Linked DNA regions of Mus musculus: region 1 is linked to region 2. Evidence: chromatin loops called from intact Hi-C (ENCODE). Cell type or tissue: left cerebral cortex. All regions are shown on one strand. Links, peaks and the distances in the headings refer to the core of each region. The heading gives the core; the rest is flanking DNA. Region 1 holds the start of Pde7a (phosphodiesterase 7A). Region 2 overlaps Dnajc5b (DnaJ heat shock protein family (Hsp40) member C5 beta).

Region 1 (6,154 bases), core at 3,655-6,154, 220 kb after region 2:
TCTCTAGGGCTGCAGGAAAAGAGAAGGTTTCTCCACCTGAAGTGTTATGGCTCTGCTCTGGAAGGGACAGGTTTCCCCAGGAAAAGCTCTGCTCTGGTGAAAAAGTTACAGCTTTGGACAAAGAAGTATCCTGCCAAGCAGGAGCCAAGGAATGCCACAAAGTCACACTGCACAACCCGAGATCTATTGGAAGGGAAAAACCAAGGAGGGTGCTGCCTCTGCTCTGAGAAAAGCAGCAGGGAGCTGAACAGAGGTCACAGTTTATTTGGTATTTGGGTGGGGTGGGGGGGGGTGGGGGGGTGGGGGGGTGCTTTTCAGGGTGGGATTGTTGGGATTTTTGGGTTTCTGTGGCAAGTTCAGCTGTTTCTTGGCCCTAGTTTTGGGGTCAAGTGAGAATCTTTTGGCCCTTTTACCCCACACACCGTCCCCTCTCCAACTTCTTCTAGATCCCCCCATATTTTCCTCCCACTCCTTTTTTCTTTTTTCTCTTTACAAACTTGAGTCCAATTAGTAATGCCCAAATGCACATGAATGTAGGGCCAGGCCACAGAGCATAGATAACCTTTAAGAGGAGAGGCAACACCTCTTAAGAAAACTGACTCTCCTTCTTTAAGCAGCCATTATCTACCAATAACTATGAGCTAGCAGTGGGGCCTCATGAGCGCCCCCTACCTCAGACACACACACAGATGTAGGAATGTGGATTGGCTTGATTCCGTGCTGGTCTTGGACAGGCAGCCTCAGATGCTATGAGTTCATGTGTAGCAGCTCTGTCATGGGTAGGGGACAATTTTATATTTGGCACAGAGAAATGAATCTAGAAGAAGCTTAAAACCTGTTCTGACCCAGAATTAGAACTGAGTATCATTCCTGTATGTTTCCCAGATCTGCTATAACAAATGGCTAGAAGCTGGTTGCCAAAATAGCAGATGTTTAATTCTTCATTGTTATGAAAAGTATAAATCCAAAATTGAGTTGTTGCTCCCTCTGAATGTTCTAGAAGAGAATTTCCCCCTGGGGCTTATAGTAAGAGTTCAGTTATATTGGAAGCTGAGGCTGCCACTTGGCCATTCTGGACCATTCTGGACTCCTAGTTAACTCTCAGAGCCAGGAGGGGATGCTTATGTCATCTCCATAGCTACACAGCCAAAGAAGAAATGCAGGAGACTTTAGCACTGTGCTTGGTACTTGGTGTTCAGACTCTGTGGGTAAACTATAATACTTCCTATAATAGATTGCTCAGGGAAGGTTTGGTCCACTCATAAGGCAAGGAACCTTACCAGCTAAGACATTTCCTGAAGGCAAACTGAGTATGCAATGGTCATGATAGAGAGAGAGATGGCATTTATGAGTGATAGTCATCTGAACACTAGCACATGCAGTTACAAGGACAGACGACAAGAGGTATGAGTATTTTGACATAGATCTGTACATCTTAATCAATTATTTTCTACTTCTCTCTATCTCACTCTTCCAATACTGGTTAATGCTAGGTAGCCTTATACGCTAGTTTTTAAGTTTCAGAATATTAGGGAGGTTCTGTCATTTGCCACATGTAGGAATGAATGTAACTCAAAGACCTTATAATCTCTTTTGGATAGGGAATGATCTGGCTAGAGCTGTACAAGAGAAAGCTACATATTCCAGGAAGAAGTATGAAATGCTTAAGTGATCATGGATGTCAGGGTGACATGGATAGATCTGGAGTGATTCTGCCCTGATAATCAATTTTGCTAACTAGGTCTGCATTTCCCAGACGTTGCCTTCTTCCCCATCCCCCATGCCCCATTTTTATGGCTCTGGTTTCAGCTACCCATAGCAAAGACTTGCAAGATTTGAAAGGTGGATATGAAGTCATTATATGTGGAAGGTCTATAGAACATTGTAGACATTGTGCAAATGTCTTGTTCTGTCAACTTGCCTCATGGTAAGGAGTAGTACCCCAGGCCTGAAGCATCTCTATTCTCTGTGTCCAGGGCTAGCTCCTTAGCTAACAGCACGAGCATCTTCTGGGTCACTGGGGTGAGACACAGTGAGGAAACAACAAGGGTTCCAATTTTCTTCTCATAGATCACAACTTGTCCAAGCCTCTGACTTCTTTGCAGCTGCCTAGTGACTTCACACTCACTACCAGACATTGAAGCTGAAGGCTTTCATAAACCTCTTTACTAGGTCCCCTCCCTGCTGCCACTTTAGTGGCTTTTCTATAAGCCTGTAATCATTCCTTCCTAACCTTACCACACCAGCTTCTCCATCAGAAAGCCTGGTATAGTAACACATCTCTACAATAAATCCTTTTTGCACCACTTTTAGTGATTCTGCTTCTTTGATCCATATTCATACTTTGCTATTTCATAGCACTGTACTAAGTAACCATCTTCTTTGGGCAGTTTTAGAATCATCTTGTTTAAAATACACTGGACTATGTTATGTTCCATGGTCATGTTAAAGTGCTGTAAGTCTGTATATTCAGAGGACATTCTTGTTAAACATCCAAGTCTTGTGTATTCCACTACATTATAGTATAGTATAGTATAAAACATACTAGCATATAAAAGTATAAAAGCATCCTTTGTATGGATCTTGATTTTCTTTTCTATTTCTTTATTTTTTGTTGCTTTAGGTAAAGGGATTTCTTTCATTACTTAAGTTTAAAGTTTCTCTCTGTGGTGGTTCATTTTGTGCCATGTTGGTTAGGCTGTAACATCCAGTTGTTTGGCCCAACATAGGTCAAGATGCTGGCAACACTTAATCTCTAGATGTTAAGCAGATTACCCTCTTCAAAGTGGCTGGGCCTTGTCTATTCTGTTAAAGGGTTTAAGAGTGAAGATTTGCACTTTCTTTCTGAAGACTCCAGCATAGAAAGAAATCCTGCCTATCTTTTCAGCCTGGCAGTTTTCTCTTATCAGTTTCAGATCCCAGAATGCAAAGTCCACTATTACTGTCTGTCTGTCCATCTACTCTCTAGACATCAGCTTTAGCAATCTTGAGCCAATCTCTTGAAATCTCTCTTTAACATCTCCCCTCACCCTTTCTGGAGTTCCTCTGATGCACCCTAATGCCTTCCCAACAATACAGAAAACATAATACTGCATGCTATGGTGGAAGACATGGCTCTCAAGTCAGACCAGCGTTTACTAAGGAAGTGACTTAGTTTTGGAAAGGGACTGCTCATTTGTATAAATAAGATCAAATTACTATGTGTTGGGTAAAAATACTGTATATAAAATACCTGCCAGGGCTCTTGGCTCAAACAAGGACCCTGAAATAGACCTTACTGGAAATGTACTGTTTAGTTGCCTATTTAGTAGTGAGTCTTATTATTTAATTAATCAAATATTTGGATATTACTAAATGTGGTATATTTTACTCAATGAAATTTTACCAGTATCAACTTTGTGTAGAGGTACTCAAATTTGTTGTTGTTGTTTGAGATAGAATCTCACTATGTAGTCTGCCTGGTTTTGAACTCACTATGATACTTGAGCTTATCTTTAACTCTCAACTCTTCATCGTGTTGCCCTAGCTTTCCAAAGGCAGCGATTACAGGTTTGTACCACCATGTCCGTACATATCACTTGAGGTTAGTTCTTGAGATTTATCTGTCCTAGGTGTAGGGCAAGTTTGTTTCTAGGAATCTACTTCCAATTTAGTCAGCTGATAAACGACTTTCTGAAGACTAAGTGGCCCACAGTGCTCGGTGTAATCCCAAGTGAGATGCTTAACACATCTACTACAGGGACTAATTAGGATTTCAAAAGCAGTGAGATCAGTTGCTGCACTAAAAGAATCTCATTAGTGCTTCTTCATCTAGTGAAGGCAAATTCCATGACACAGAACGGATCGTAAAACATGATGAAGACCTGGCATGTAGAAAATACACAGGGGCACGAGGTTTAAATAATAAAAGAATACACCTTCCACCTTTGTCCGTTTATCTGATCATGTACACTCGGTACTCAATTTATAGCATCATTAAGCCCAGGCTCAGCACTGTACTTCTTCTAAGACCTGCCACCTTGCCAATCTTAAATAACTGGGAGACTAGATGCCCTGAGAAATGATCCAAATCTATTTTGCCAGGGGGCGGGGGTGGGGGTGGGGGTGTGGAGCTCGTTCATGCTAAAAGTATCTGATGCTCAAAGCATCAGAAACAGTCGGCTCCTGCAGAAAAGCTTTGGCAGTTTGGGGCAGAAACTTAAAAGAACAAGCAAATTATATCCTCACCTTACCAAAACAGGTGAAAAGCTCTCTTACATCCTAGCCAGCAAACACTAACAAAGAAGGGCGATGGTTGGCTAGGGGAACTTTTGGTCTCTTTGTCATCTTTGTCTTCCCAATATCGTCATTTCTCATTTTCTTGGTTGCAGAATTTCACTTTTCTCCATCCAAAGACCCTCCTTCTCGCTCGGGAGTTTTTGGTCTTTTTCTGCTCTGCAGGCCCCGAAAGTCTGGGGCCTCACTTGCCAAGGGAAGCCACTGGAACCTTGCCTAGGTAGGGCACGGACGGTGACATAGCGGGAGCACTGAGCCCCCGAGATCTGCTGGCGTCACCGCCGCAGCGGCCTCCCGCGACGCCCTAGTACGGGAATTCCACAGGGGACGCGCGCGGTGCCCCGACGGGCGGAGCACGGAGAGGGCGCCCGGTGCTCTGGGCATTTTGGATCTGTCGGACGAAACAGCGCCGATCCGGTAGGCCGAACAAACTCCGGGTCGGTGCGCCCGAGGATGCCCCACGTAACTCTCCTGCGCACGCGCCGCGGGTTGCGGGGAGGGAGCTGCGGGGAGGCGGGAGGGGCCGGGGGGGCGCGGGGCGCGGCGCGGCGCGGCGCGGCGCCTAGCGCAGCGGACGCGAGCAGCCCTGTCCGGACAGCCGGCGGGCTCCTGGGCGCGGCGGCGGCGCGGGGCGCGGGGCATGCGGCGCGGCGTCGTGACGTCACGGTGGCGGCGGCCGTGGTTGGCGCAGGGTCCGCTGCTGCAAAGTGTGAATTACGCCGGGCTCGCGCCGGCGGCGGAGCGGAGTGAGGCTCGGGGGAGGGGAGGGGGCAGGGCTCCGGCGGCCGAACTGCTCTACGCTCCGCGCCCGTGCTCGCGGCCCGGGCCAGCTCTCGCGCCGCGGAGCGCCTGGGCGGCGGGTTCCCCTTTAACGCCGCCCGCCCGGCTTCCCGAGCCCGCTGCAGCCCTTCCCGCCGCCAGCCGCGCGGAGGGCCGGGAGGCGTCGGCGGCCACTAGCGCCGCCCGCCCCGCGCGCGCCTCGGCCCCGGGTCCCCGCGGCGCGGCCCCCTCGTAGCGCAGGGGCGGGCGACCGCGGACTGGCGGGCGCCGCGCGGATCCAAGGCGGACGTGTTCAATGGAAGTATGCTACCAGCTGCCGGTGCTGCCCCTGGACAGGCCGGTCCCCCAGCACGTCCTCAGCCGCCGAGGAGCCATCAGCTTCAGCTCCAGCTCCGCGCTCTTCGGCTGCCCGCATCCCCGGCAGCTCTCGCAGGTAACCGCCGCCCCGGGGCCCGCAGCTCGGTGCTTTTGTCTTCTGGAGGGACTCGGGCCATTGTTCCCGCCTCGGTAGGCTGGCCTCCCCTTCCCGGAGTCTTTCACCCTCGGCTGTGCTCGGTGCCCCTGGCCTCTGCGACCCTCGCCGCGGCTAACCCGTCACGCCCGCTGGTAGCCCCAAGCCATGACTTTATCCTCCCCTCCTTTCTCTGTGTCTCCTACCAGTTGGGCCTCTTGTCCCCTTAGTCATGACCCTGAGCTCACCTTTTCGCCCCCCACCCCCTAGCCCTCCCCCACACCTGTGCAGGTTCTCGAGCCTTGCAGCGCTGCGGGTGCTGAGTTTCTCAGAACAATAGGCCTAGTGGTCCCATTGTGGTCCTCACCCGAACTGCGAACTGCTGCTTTGTAGGGAAGGGGCCTAGGTGTCAGGAACTAGTGTGCAAAGTTGATGGTTTCCAATCAGTTTTCTCGCTTGATAAAGGCGGCTTTAGTTCAGAAACCACTGATGAGCATTCACAAAGGACTTTGTTTCCGATGGCCCAACACCAGTTGCTGTTGAACATTAAAAAAAAAAAAATTTTTTTCTGTGACGTCCTTGGCTCAGCTCTTTAGTTGGGTTAAATTTGGTTGCCAGATTTAGAATAAAGAGGAAGAATTTTACTTT
Region 2 (6,996 bases), core at 2,130-4,629:
AGATGTTTAAGAGGGAGGAAAAGAATTAAAGGTTGCTGAAGGTAATCTGCTAAACAGTTTATGGTAGTACCCATCTAAGGCAACTTGATTAGCTATTCAAGCCTGAAATGCGAACAAACTGTTTGCAGATGTTGCTGGCAAATATCAAACATGAAGGGGAAAAAAGCCAATAATAAAACCAGAATTTTGGATTAGAGATGATCCAGATTCTAGAGGAGTGATTCTGTTTGGGAGATGTGCTGTCTGAGCCTGAGCATTACACCCAAAACACAGGTCCTTTATGAAAACTGACTCGATGGCTCAAGAAAAGGAAGCATCCGTGGAAATGTTCAGGACTCCATCACAGTGAAGGTGAAGCCTGAGTCCTGCCCTCTTTCTATACAACTTAGGTAAATTTAAGAGTCTTCAATCACTCTCTATTCTATTGATTGGGGGAGGTTTCAGTAGAACTCAGAGCTCATCCACACAGCTAGTCTCTGTAAGCTCCTTGCTCAGGAGAGCCAGCTCCACCTTCTGAGTGCTGGAATTACAGTCTGGTTGTCATGCCCACCTGGTTTTAGTGAGTTCTGGAGACCCACTCAGGCCCCATGCTTCTGCACAAGTGCTTTAACGGCTGAGCCATCTCTCCAGCCTAAGGATGCTCCTGATTATCTACTGAAGGGGACTTCTGGGTTTGAAGGCTAAAACATAAGGGAGGGCCTACTTCAAAATGGGACCCAGCACAGAGAGGATGGAATCCAGAACACACAGTGGTCACTGATCCCCTACCCAACGAAGTATTTCTGGGCTCCTCTGGAGAAAGAAGCCAGACATCAGAGAGAGATATCCCCAAATGCTTGTTAAGGATTTAAAGAGGACAAAGACCCAGATCCTAGAAACCACCTTACTGGGAGAAGCAGCCTCCAGCACACATAGGCCTGAGTTTTTCCCCAGGAGAAGCAGAGGCAGAGGATTAGCAGAGCAGTTAGGCAACACTGTTGCCTGATCAGAGAAGGATAAGTCTCCGGTGACTCACTCTTACTTATGAAAGCATTTGCTATAGCCCTGGGGATGCTTGGAAATGCTTGGGACCATTGGATGCCAGAGAGGTGCAACACCTTAAAGGGCAGGAAGGATGGGGATGGAAAGAGGCATCAAGTTGTAGTACACATATGTTAGGTGTGATTAAGCAAACCACCAATGATAGAGTTATAAACTAGGTGTGGTATCATAAAGCTAATGGAGACATTGAGAGTGAAGAGTAGACCTTCAACCCCCAAATTCTTCTTCAGGAAGGATTTGTGTGGGATGATAATGGATCCTATGGTTGCATATATTACACTGCCAAGCAAAGCAGTACACAACACAGTGAGGGCAGGTGTATCTCCACAGCTTGTGGGTTGGGGAACAGTATAGTTGTTATGCTCGGTGGAACGTGATTACTCACTCTCATGTCTCTCTTCACTACTGGACTCTGTGCTCCTTAAGTTCCCAGTCCTGGTTTGTGGACGCATTCTGACCAATAAGGCTGTTAAAGTTTGTGGCATGAAGGGAACAGAGAATAGGGAACCAGCATTTACAGAATATCTTCTGTGTGTCAGGGCATCTCTGTGTGTGTCATATCACTTGATCCTGGTATCAGCACTGAAGAACGTCCAAGAGGAAGACTGCAGGAATTCAAACCAAGAGGTCAGGGCATGATGGATGTGGGAAGAGCTGCCTCAGATTTGTTATCCTAAGTAGATAAATGTTTCCTGGGCTTTTAAGACCATATGGAAACCCACAGATAACCGAATAATAAAACTGATGGAACCAGGTTCCCTTTGTGTTGTTTTTAAGAGTAATCAGTTGTTGTCTTGGTCTTACTTTCTGTTGCTGTGATGAAATAACTCTGACAAAAGCAACTTAGTGGAGAAAGAATTTGTTTTGTCTTACAGTTTTTTTAGGGGTTCAGTCTCTCATAGCAAGGAAGACATGACAACAGGCAGGGAAAGTTGGCAGGAGCAGGAAACTGGCTAGTCACACTACAGCCATACTCAGAAAGTAGAAAATGAACAGGAAGCAGGGCCAGTCTACAAACCCTCAAGGCCCACCACCAGTGAGTTACTTCCACCAGGGATGCTCTACCTCCTAAAGGTGCCACAGCCTTCCCAAACAGCACTGCCAGCTGGAGAGCAAGTGTTAATCTGGGTATGGGGGACATTTCTCATTCAAACTATAACAGACATAGACATGTACAGAAAGGCAGATACATAGATGAAGGCTTGTTGTGTCATCCACACATCATTAAGGGGAAGACCCAAAGAATTCAAGTCTCATTACCCACATGATGGTCTGAGGCAGAACCAAGGAAGGAATCTAAGTCTCATTCGCCACATGATGGCCTGGGGCTCTGAATCATTTGTTTCATCTCACTTCTTGCTCCTTCCACACCTTCTGATTCTGGTGTGGCTCCAAAGTGGGTCTTCTTTGAGGAACAGAATTCACAGTAAACAAATATATTGGCATCCCAGTGAAAAGTTGCCATTCTCTGAAGTCTGCCCACAGGGAGGGCATAGGTGTGTATGTTAATGTAAGTTACTTGATTCACAGGATAACTATATCTCTCTTTAAAATAATAAACACCCAGAGTTCATGCATCATCATGGAAAATGGAATTACAGGAAGTCAGCCCTTCAGCAATATCTGCTCTCTAGACACCGCCCACATCAGGAGGTTAAACTCACAGTGGACAGCCTTTTACTGTTTTAATCATAGTAAGTCAATAATTTGTATATTGTATATCAGTTTATGAAGCCATTTAGCATGAGTTGGTAGCTTCCAATTGGTCACAAGTGTGAATGCCTATGTCATTGTGCCAGGGTTTTTTGTTTGTTTGTTTGTTTTGTTTTGTTTTTTAGTGATAAAAGTGAGTCTAGTAAAACTAAACTGGTCATGTTTGCACTGGTGAGTGTTGAGTTTGGAACCACCTGATTCTAAAGCTAGTGTTCTTTTGTGTGTTGTGCTGGGTAAGATGCTTCACGACTCATAAAAGACCTTCACAGCCAGTAACTCATTCATTCCTCAAAAGAACTCTGAATGTGAGGACAGTGACCATGTGGCCTCACACTGTGCCTGACCAGGGCTATGAGTGCCTTGCAGCTGTATCCATGATAGCTGTCATGATAGGTTCACTGCTCAGCACGTACAGTGAGCCAGTTTGTTGACTAAGAGGGAGTTCCCAAAGGAAGATAGGAGAAGAAATATTAAGAAGCAGAAATTCATGAATCACATAAAGTTTTAGGAACGTCTGCCTGTAGACGAGTTTGTAACCCTAACAAGTAGGAAAGAAGCATCTCCAAATAATTCAACGGCTGCTCTCAGGACTCTGGAAGACATACCCCTCCCATTCTTTTGGTCTTTGCTAAACTTGCCCCTGTCAGCTATGAAAAAGCCCTCTTCACCTTCCATCCCAAAGAGCCTGGTTCTCAATGCTTCCCCCTGCTGGCCAGTCCGTGACAGGAGGTGAGTGTGTTAAATTTGGTTATCAGTATTACTTTACCAAGCATACCAGCATCTGTATCTGTGAGTACAACATCCTAGTCATTAGCATTCTCACATTTTACACGGGATGCCTAAGGTTTTGAGAGATCAGTGTGCTTGCATACCGATTCAGCAGAATTTCCACTGAGGGTAAGGCAGGCAAGCGATCCTGGCAATATCTTCAGACACCACTGTAATATTATTTTCTCCTAAGGCGTCTGCCTTCAAAATTGTCCCTGGAGTGAAAAAGAGAGATAGGCCTATCCCTAAGCCTTCCAGAGAAGTCCTGGAAACATCATCATGGCAAATGCCTGTCTCCGGCCCATGCTTCCATATTCCTCTTCCCAGTGCAAAAACCAAGACGGATTTCACTGTTCGGTTTCCTACATGGAAATCTATATCCAGGTAGGCATGGCGATCCTTCAGTTTATGGGGTTTTTCAAATCAGCGTTTTCTTTAGAAATCTGTGTTATAATTTATTCTGCTAAGTTAAATCTAATAGTGTGCTATTGCCTTATGCTATCAGTTGACCCATACTCAAATGGATGGTGTGGAATTTACTGCATTTTATGCCTTCTTTGCTTTATGTACTAAAGATCTCTCCTTAGGCCTACAATGTCTCTCAATTAAGGTACTTTAAAATGCATGAGGAATTTGCACTGTGTAGAACATAATGAAGACTTGGCCAATGTGTTTGTTAGTTGGCTGGCTCTGAAAGGCGCAGGCAAACCATGAACTTTCTCCTCGAGTAAGTAGCCACAGCATCTCTTGCTGGGCTCAAAACCAGACTCTTCATATATTATCTATGCAGGTGCCATTTTGTCTCAGAGTATTACATAGAAACCTAGAAACAGTAGCTAAGCTTGCCTATAAAAAAAAAAAACCTCTTCCTAAACCACCATAAATGAATAATGGGCCTATAACAATATTTAAACCTGTGTGTAAATTTAATCTTCATAAAGTATTTTCAATACTTCTAAATTCTAATATTCCTATGCAAAATTCACATCCTTACAGTTACTCATTATCCTTTAGCTATATGCCATCCAATGGGGGGAAATGTTGCCTTGCGAAGTCATCAAGTAGTTGACACTGGATCACACAATACATAATACTTGATCTTCTGAAATGAAGTTCACAGTAAACTGACTTTCTGTCTGGCTGCATTATAATTCTACTAGCATCATAACAACTTAGAGCAGTGACCACTGTTACCAAACTGCATGCCTGCTTCTGGACCATAGTTAGAACTGAAAGGAGGTTCAGCTGTACTGGAGATGGGTGCTGCGTCACATGAAACTAATATCCTAGATGCTCTAATCCCAGGTGTCTAAGGGTATTCTTACACATCAAAACAAGATTTTCCTCTTAAAGCAGAAACTTCATCTACCACTACTATGTGAATTATGAAAAATAAAAAAAAATCAAACTATGCCTTTCATAGCATGGTTCTTTCATAACTAGAAGAAATTAGTGTGGGCCAGGAGAATAGCTGGTTCAACACAGAGAACACCCTACAGTGCCTGTTACTGAGGAAATGAGCAAGCTGTGCCATTTGTTGTGACATCTATTTCTTCATTTGAATTCAATTTGGTGGCACAGAACTTTCACAGTCTAAATAACACGCCATGTCTTAAAAATAACCACTGTTCCTAGCATAATCATCAATTTGCTATTTGGACATAAATGCTTCTTAATTGCATCAGTATTTATATAGACAGTAACCTGAAAATGGGGCAATTCTGCCGTGTTTCCAATATCTCAGGGTACCTGTTCCTATGACTCCAATTCTGTCCTCCGACGGGAAGAACTTGCTGTTTTCACCAAGTCTGGAAACAGATGTGCAGAGAGACAGGAGACAGAGGCAGCGAGGAACGGAGCTCTACTCCATACCCGTCCTACTGTGGCAAGGCTAAGGGCCCCTCTTTTCCATCCTTCCTGCTGGGTTGCACAGGTCAGTGGAGTCAGGTTACTTTTCATTTGTTACTTTATCAGCCAATTGGTTATCCCTTTGGAAAACATAACAAAGGCCAAATAAAACATACATGACCATACAGTCTGCTATTACAGAGCATCGAGACACTGAACTACGCAGCCTCCACCCTTCATTAGCTGGTGCGTGGCTCAGCCAACTCGACTGTGGAACAGCCCTGTGCTTCCAGCAGGATTTCTCTGCTTGCCTTACCTACTGAATGGCTTCTTTCAGAGCTCAATGTCTTTTTTTGGTGTAAGGTTGAGTTAAAATTACTGGGAAATAATAAAGGGCTATTTTAATGGTTTGCTATATTGATACAACTCTCTCTCTAGCGTCACATAAGCCTTTTGTCCAGAGGCACCCAGTTCACCCAGCTAACAATCGTTTACTCTCTAGTCTAAGCAGCCACAAATGCTCACACAAGAAAGTCACAGGAAAAAACAGCATACTGGTGACAATCTCAGGTGGAGCCTACGCTGCTCCCAAACTTGGTTCCGGAGACTTAAAGGTGGAGTCGCCTCCCCAGCACAATGAAACCTAAAGCCATTCTGTGAACTCATTGCAGAACACCTTCCGCCTCTAGAGGGCGTTTGTATTTTAGCTCCCAAAGAACAAAAGTCTCATCCATCCTTATTTCCAGTCAGAGTTTAGAAAGCAACTGTCACTCGGAAAATTAGGAGTGCGGGCATGACCCTAAAGAGACTAAGAGCTAAATATTCAAACTCTAGTATCACTTCAGCCTAAAGATAATCTCCTCTTAAAGAAATGAAAATAGTTGCTGTGTTAACAAGGTATGGATAGCTTTCAATAAAGAATTACAGCATGTGTTCCAAATTCAACTTAATAACAAGCATTTCAGTAAAATTTAGTATATTTTCACACTTTATTATTCTTCTTAAGTCACTAATATTTTGGTACTGCATAAGTCATTAGCTTTAAAAGTGTATTGTAAAACTCTTCAGTGAAGTTGAAGTGTAGGTGTGTTTAAACAACAAAGCATTTTTTTTAAAGAACAACAACAAAAATAATAGAACAAAATAGAAACCACAGGTTCTTATAGGCCTGTTTTTTCAAACCAGTCACAGGTTTGAGTGCTAGAAAGATAGTAAGTTTAAAAGAAGAAGGAGAAAAAGAACACAGGGGTATTGTGTCTCAGAGTTACAGAAGAGGCTGAAGTCAAAAGCCGTTCGGAGAAGAATGAAAGTACAACTGCTGGAAGATACTCCAGGTTCATCTAACACAGTAAACTGACTGCTGGAAGATGTTCCAGGTTCATCTAACACAGTAAACCAATTGCTGGAAGATGTTCCAGGTTCATCTAACACAGTAAACAGGTCTGGCAGCACTTCCCTGAACAAAACACCCACAGAAAGGAACCACGTGGGGTGGCTGCTGGTATATGTCAAACAGGTGGGTGAGAATTCAGAAAGGCCCTGGGTGCTTAACCCTGGAAGACTAAAGGGGACATCCTGGTGTATACTGGTATACATAAGATGCTGTCTATCACACACCTAGACATA

What was found. Hi-C counts contacts between places; a loop is a spot of excess contacts. Peaks named below come from ENCODE experiments on the same cell type or tissue, not always from the same donor. Only the 100,000 strongest peaks of a DNase experiment are listed, where the experiment ranks them.
Region 1: a loop joins it to region 2, with 6 times the contacts of the local background. A loop is called at or near these places in 19 of 42 quality-filtered maps.

Annotation. Positions count from the first base shown.
Region 1 is chr3:19,310,198-19,316,351 of GRCm38, reverse strand. Pde7a (phosphodiesterase 7A) reads left to right here and starts at 5,030. Exons shown (of 13, transcript NM_001122759.2): 1 at 5,030-5,488. The coding sequence starts at 5,351. In left cerebral cortex, for the core only: CTCF peaks have their summits at 4,392 and 4,599; DNase peaks (open chromatin) are centred at 4,162, 4,920, 5,291, 5,932 and 1 more place; H3K4me3 peaks cover 2,417 bases; H3K27ac peaks cover 1,780 bases.
Region 2 is chr3:19,529,647-19,536,642 of GRCm38, reverse strand. The region is part of intron 1 of Dnajc5b (DnaJ heat shock protein family (Hsp40) member C5 beta); the gene reads right to left. Among named protein-coding and RNA genes, the nearest start is that of Dnajc5b, 25 kb to the right of the region's middle. In left cerebral cortex, for the core only: a CTCF peak has its summit at 3,459 (motif pointing left); a DNase peak (open chromatin) is centred at 3,460.